Regions from separate parts of the Homo sapiens genome. Here region 1 is linked to region 2. The links are chromatin loops, found by intact Hi-C in ENCODE. Cell type or tissue: PC-3. All regions are shown on one strand. Each heading gives the region's core, and the rest is flanking DNA. Links, peaks and the distances in the headings are about the cores only. Region 1 overlaps RAPGEF5 (Rap guanine nucleotide exchange factor 5). Region 2 has its middle 55 kb from the start of RAPGEF5.

Region 1 (2,916 bases), core at 127-2,626, 120 kb before region 2:
AAGAAAAAACCAGGCAGGGTAAGGAGAACAAAGGAGGCAGAAGTGAGGGGTGGTGGAGGTGCTATTTTGTATAGGGTGGTAAGAGGAGACAGGGACCTGAATTTTGGAAACCATCACTGTGAGACGATGTTAAGTACATGACTGGGTGAGGGCACATCCAAAGTGAGAGCAGAAAAAATAAGAGAAGTCCAAGACTGACCTCTACTGTGTTTAGAGGTCACTGCTTCAAAATGAAGGTTTCATTATTTAGGGACAGCCAGTCTGAATAATCTGAGGCAAACAGCTCAAGAGATGACTGGCATTAAAAAGACAGTTTTTTACTCACAGTTCCCAAGAGAAGGGGGGATGACACACAAGGAGGAGCCACACAGGGAGGCACCAGTGTCAGTCAGGAGGCAGAGGACATGGGGGAAGATGTGGGAAATAACCTCTATTGTGATTTCCCCAGAATAGAACGGGTAAGGCAGGGTAAACAGGCTGAGGATAGACTGTTTGATTAACTTCAGCAGGACCAAAAGCATAGGGACTGCCCCTAACTGTTTGGTACCTGGAGCTGGGGTGATTAGGGCAGGTGAAAAGTAGCCCAGAAGGTGAAAGCCCAATAAAAAAAAGTGGTTATGTTATGAGCTCTGGAGTGGCTGGCTTACCTATGAAAGGTATGCTCCCAGCAAAGCTAGCAGGTAAGTTCTCTACTGTCTCTAGGAATGGACTATTCCTGGGTTGGGCAGTCTTTCCAGGGTCAGCAAGGCCCCAGATGTCAAAGCACTGAAACACAGTTAATACAATCAGGAAAAGGAAAGATTAGCAAAGGAGCCTTAAAAGCAGCAGCTAGTGAGACAGAAGAGCCAAGAGATGTTATCCCAGGGGCCAAGTGGAAAAACTGCTTCCAGGACATGATCAATTGTGCCAAATGCTGCTGTCATGTCAAGTAAGATGAGGACTGAAAAATCAGCATTTTGGCATTTGGCAACATGGAAGACTTCTGTAATCTTGACAAGGTTGCCTTCAGTGGAGTGGTACTGTTGAAAGCCTGAATGGAGTAGATTCAGAAAAGAATAGAAGAGGTAGAGAAAGTAACCATAAATATATCTTTTGAAGAGTTTTGCTGTAAAAGGGAACAGAGACATTGTGCAGCAGCTAGAGGGAGATATAGGGAAATATCAACACATGCTGAAAAGAACAATCCAGTAGAGGAAAAAGCTGATGAAGCAGGAAAAAAATGAGATTTCAGAAATGAGATCCTTGAGTAGGGGTGCAGAGATGGGATCAGTGCACAATGTGAGGAAACTGACCTTAAATAAGAATGTGGACCATGCATCCATTTTTATCAGGAGCAAAGATAGAGTCCACCAATATAGATGCAGGCAGGTTGACAGATTTGGTAAATAAAACATGAGAAAGATAGTTTTTAAAATGTTCCTTTCAATGAAATAAAAAGCAAGGAAAAAGAGGTAAGAGGGGAGCAATTGTGATACAGTTTTCTAGGAGACTGAATATACCAAGAAATGAACAGGACCACCCCACAGCATTGAAGACCCACTCAAGATTAAAGGCCATGAATATAAAATGAGACTGATCATCCTTAGACTCCTTAACGAACCACCTCTTCCATCTACCTTTAAAATCTGACAGAACAAGACGCTAGATGGCCATGGCCAGTGATGGCTGAAGAGAGAGGAAGTATTAATCCTGTGATTTTTTTTATGTATATAACTATGTCATCTGCAAGGAGAGATGGCTTTATGTTTTCCTCCAAATATATGCCTTTTATCTCTTTTTCTTGACTTTTTGCACTGGCCTGAGTGGAAGAGGTGTACTAAGAGAAGACATATTAGCCTTGTTCTGATCTTAGTAGGCAAGCATTTAGTCTCTTACCATTAAGTATGATGCAAGCTATGGGTTTTGTATAAAGTCTTATCAGATTGAGGAAGTTCTCTTATATTTCTATTTTTCTGAGAATTTTTATCTTGAAGGGTTAAATTTTCTCTAATTCTTTGTCTGCATCTATAAAATTTATCATATAATTTGTCTATTTTTAGCTTGTGAATATGGTGAATTATATTGAATGATTTTTGAGTGTTGAGCCATCCTTGTATTCCTAGGGTAAACTCCCCTTTTTCATAACGTATTTATAATTTTTATATGTGAGGAAGATTGTGTCTATGCTAATGAGTCATATTGTTCTGTTTTTTGTTTTTTTTTTTTTTGAGACGGAGTTTCACTCTTGTTGCCCAGGCTGGAGTGCAATGGCGTGATCTTGGCTCACTGCAACCTCTGCCACCCCAGTTCAAGCGATTCTCCTGCTTCAGTCTCCCGAGTAGGTGGGATTACAGCCATGCACCACCACGCCTGGCTAATTTTTTCATATTTTAGTAGAGATGGGGTTTCTCCATATTGGTCAGGCTGGTCTCAAACTTCTGTCCTCACGTGATCCGCCCGCCTCAGACTCCCAAAGTGTAGGGATTACAGGCATGAGCCACCGCGCCCGGCCTTACTGTTTTCTTTCTCTGAAATTTGTCATGACAGTGCTGGCCTCATAAAATGAATGTGAAACAGTCACTCCTCTTTAATTTTCTGAAAGAGGTTATATAGAAATGACATAATTTGTCTATGGTCATACAACCCTGAAGGTGCCTGATCTTGTCCTATCTTAGAGGCTAAGCAGGATTGGGCCTGGTTCGTACTTGGATAGGAGAAATGACATAAGTTATTTTTTAAATGTTTAGTTAAATCTGCCAGTAAACTTATGTAAGCCCATTGTTTCCTTGTTTGAAGGGCATCAACTACAAATTCAATTACTTTAGTATACATAATTCTATTCAGATTCTTGTTGAAGGACCATAGGTAGTTAATGTCTTTCAAAGAATGTGTCCATTCCACCTAAGTTTTCAAATTAATGATCACATAGTTGTTCAT
Region 2 (2,916 bases), core at 268-2,767:
ATGGGGACCATCCCATTCCAAGAGGAAGGAAAGGCAGGGAGTGCAGAGAAGGGCTGGGATGACTCTCTGGGAAGTTGTGACATTTCAGCTGGACTTGTATGGGTAGCATTTTAAGAAGAAGAGATCATGGGTGATGGCGGGGGCAGAAAAGGCCATTCCAAACCCACCGGACTTGTCACCATGCCTGGTCTACCATGGGTCCTTTTCCTCCATGCTAAGATAGTGGAGATTAAAAAGTTTCATTTCCTGTGCAAAGTCTGTTCTATTTAGGGGTTGTCTGTAGTGCTCTTTAATTGGAGGTGGGCAAGTACAAGGAGTGTTCTGGACAATGAACACCAATAGAATAGCCTGGGGGTATAGGCGCCTAGTGGGAATCTCTGCTTTTCTCTGTGGGCTGTTGTTATATATGGATTCTTAATTTAGGTCCATGGATGGGTATGGAGGGTCATGAATTTTTGAAATTGAAAGCAGATTTTTAAATATTTTGGTAGATTCGGGGGATACTGGGCCAGAGATTTCACCAAATTCCTCAAAGAGATCCATGACCAGGAAAGGTTTAAATCACATAGCTAAAAAAAAACAACAAAAAAAATACAAAAAAAAAAAAAAAAAAAACAGAAGAAGAAGAAAACAAAACAATGTCAAATTAGGTTGACTTGAATAAAATAATTACAGTAGAGGAGGAGCGTGTTAGGTCCTTTTTGACTTAGAAATGTCACAGACTCAGAATATTCCCTTCCAGAGCATGACCAGGGCACTAACCTCAGAAGGTCTGGTCTATCTAGGAAAGATGGAACTCTACCAAACGCAGGGATGGAAGTAGGAAAAATAAACAAGAATAGTTTTCTCATTTTCAGCGTTGCCATTGTTAATCCTGTGCTTTTTGACTTTGCTTTCTAATGGTAGAGCAGGGTCATCTCCACCAGTGGATATAGCTTGAGGCCACTGGAAGTCCTACCAGCCCCCAGTTGTCTTCCTTTGGACTTGCCACAATGACTAGGATCACAGGGGAGATCCTGCTTTGTTCTAAGGCAGTGATAACAAGAAAGCTTCAACTCACAGAACTGTGCTCTGTTTTTTTGTGGTTGCCTGTAGTGCTATATAAAGATGGATTCTAGACCAAGACTGGGCTGGAGGTAAGATTTGCCTTGTCTGTTTAAAACAATTCTCTCCAAACACTCCTCCTAAAACCCAAGTGCTTTCTGGGGAAAGTAGACAATGATTCCCTTAGTTTTATGTGAATAAGGATTGATTGGTTTGAATAGCAGTTTCTCACAACGCCCTGAGGGTGAAGCCCAGGAGGGCCTGAGCTCTGGCAGAGAATGTAGAGGAGAGGGGGAGAGGGAGAGAGAAAGGGCAAGGGGAGAGAGAGAGAGAGAGGCAGAGAGAAGAGAGTCAGGATGCACTTGGGGATACTCTGGGAGGAGGAGAGCATTTAACACTCATCCTTGTCAATCATGACATGCAACCAAGACAAATATTAGAAACTAAGGATTTGGTCAGTGAGGATTTCCTGACTGTTGTTAGAAACATAAATGGGCACAGGGCTGCTAGCCTCTCCTTAAAAATTATTTGCTGGGCAAAACCTCACCATGAATCACTACCGCAGCAAACAGCTCCAAGAACTCAGAAGGAATGCTCACATGTCCTTCATATAGGTAACTGCTCCGAGGGCATGCTCTGTAATTTCTGCACAATAAAACCTATGGGAAGCTTTTCAAAGATCCCAATGCCTGCCTCCTCCCATGCAACTTAACACAGTGATTCTTAACCCTGGCTACGCATTGGAACTTCCTGGGGAGCTTTTTAAATTATTGATGCCCAGATTCCTCTTGAGAGATTCTAATTTAGTGGGTCTAGGGTGCAGCCTGGGCTGTTTAACAGCCCCCTGGGTAATTCTAAGGTGCAGCCAAGGTTAAGAACCACTGCTGAGGAAAAATCTGGCAGAGAGAGATTCTGATTCAGGAGGTCTGGGGTGGGGACCCAGGAATTTATATTGAAACAACCTTTCCAAAGGAGCAGACTATCTCTACATGGTACAAAAACATTAATTTGTCGATACAGGAAAAGCAGATCAATCTGATTATCTGGCTTTGTGTAGATATAACACCTGGTTGACTAGTTGAATTTTCTCCTTTTCAAGTAATTAATATCGTATTCAAAGAGCCGTCACACACTATCAACTTGGGCGTTTTGATTGAATTGACTGCTCCATCCCATCAGTGCCGATCATGTCATCACTCTGCATCCTTAGGCGCAGCACAGTGCCTGGCACACAGAGGACAATCAAATATTACGGGGAGCAAAGCCAGTAATTACCTAGGGATCTTTTAAAACAATCTCTCAGTCCTATCCTAGACTAAATAAATAGAAAAATTTGGTATGGGCCAGGAATTAGACCCATCAACTATGAATGAAGAGGTGTGTTTTTTAGCCAAAATAACCAAACTAGTGTGTGTAAACTCCATCTCTCTCTTTCTCCGATGTTGCGCTCTTCTTCTTCAAGTGGGGGAGGAGAAGCCTCTGGTAGCCTGGCAGATGGGGTACTGCATAAGCCTCTCTCTCCTTATCTTCCTTTCCTAAACTAATCTCCTAAATGAACATGTCATATCCAGGGAGTTTTAGGGCTTGGGAATTTGCAGCTCTCTGAAAAATCCTTCCTTGGCTGACCAGTGGGCTCCTAAGGGGAAATCCCTTAGCATGTCCACAGGCTGGCTGAATAGCACCCCAGAAAAATTGAGCCTGGTGGATCTTCTAAAACAGCAGCAACCAATAATGCCTAGCATACCTGCAGCAAATTTCACTGCTGGGGACGGACGAGCCATGAAATGCTTCACGGTCAGTCCTGGCCATGGGGCCAGGCAAGTCACAGTGGCCCTGTGAGCCAGTCAGTGCTGGACGTCATCACACCCTCGG

What was found. A loop is a pair of places that touch in the nucleus more often than their neighbours do. Peaks named below come from ENCODE experiments on the same cell type or tissue, not always from the same donor. Only the 100,000 strongest peaks of a DNase experiment are listed, where the experiment ranks them.
Region 1: it touches region 2 in a loop (8-fold over the local background); 2 of 110 quality-filtered maps call a loop at or near these places.

The regions. Positions count from the first base shown.
Region 1 is chr7:22,295,988-22,298,903 of GRCh38, forward strand. The region is part of intron 5 of RAPGEF5 (Rap guanine nucleotide exchange factor 5); the gene reads right to left. It also overlaps the pseudogene RNA5SP227. Among named protein-coding and RNA genes, the nearest start is that of RAPGEF5, 60 kb to the right of the region's middle. In PC-3, for the core only: a CTCF peak has its summit at 1,126; no DNase peak of the experiment used is centred there.
Region 2 is chr7:22,410,869-22,413,784 of GRCh38, forward strand. No RefSeq gene overlaps it. Among named protein-coding and RNA genes, the nearest start is that of RAPGEF5, 55 kb to the left of the region's middle. In PC-3, for the core only: no CTCF peak of the experiment used is centred there; a DNase peak (open chromatin) is centred at 1,593; H3K27ac peaks cover 1,500 bases.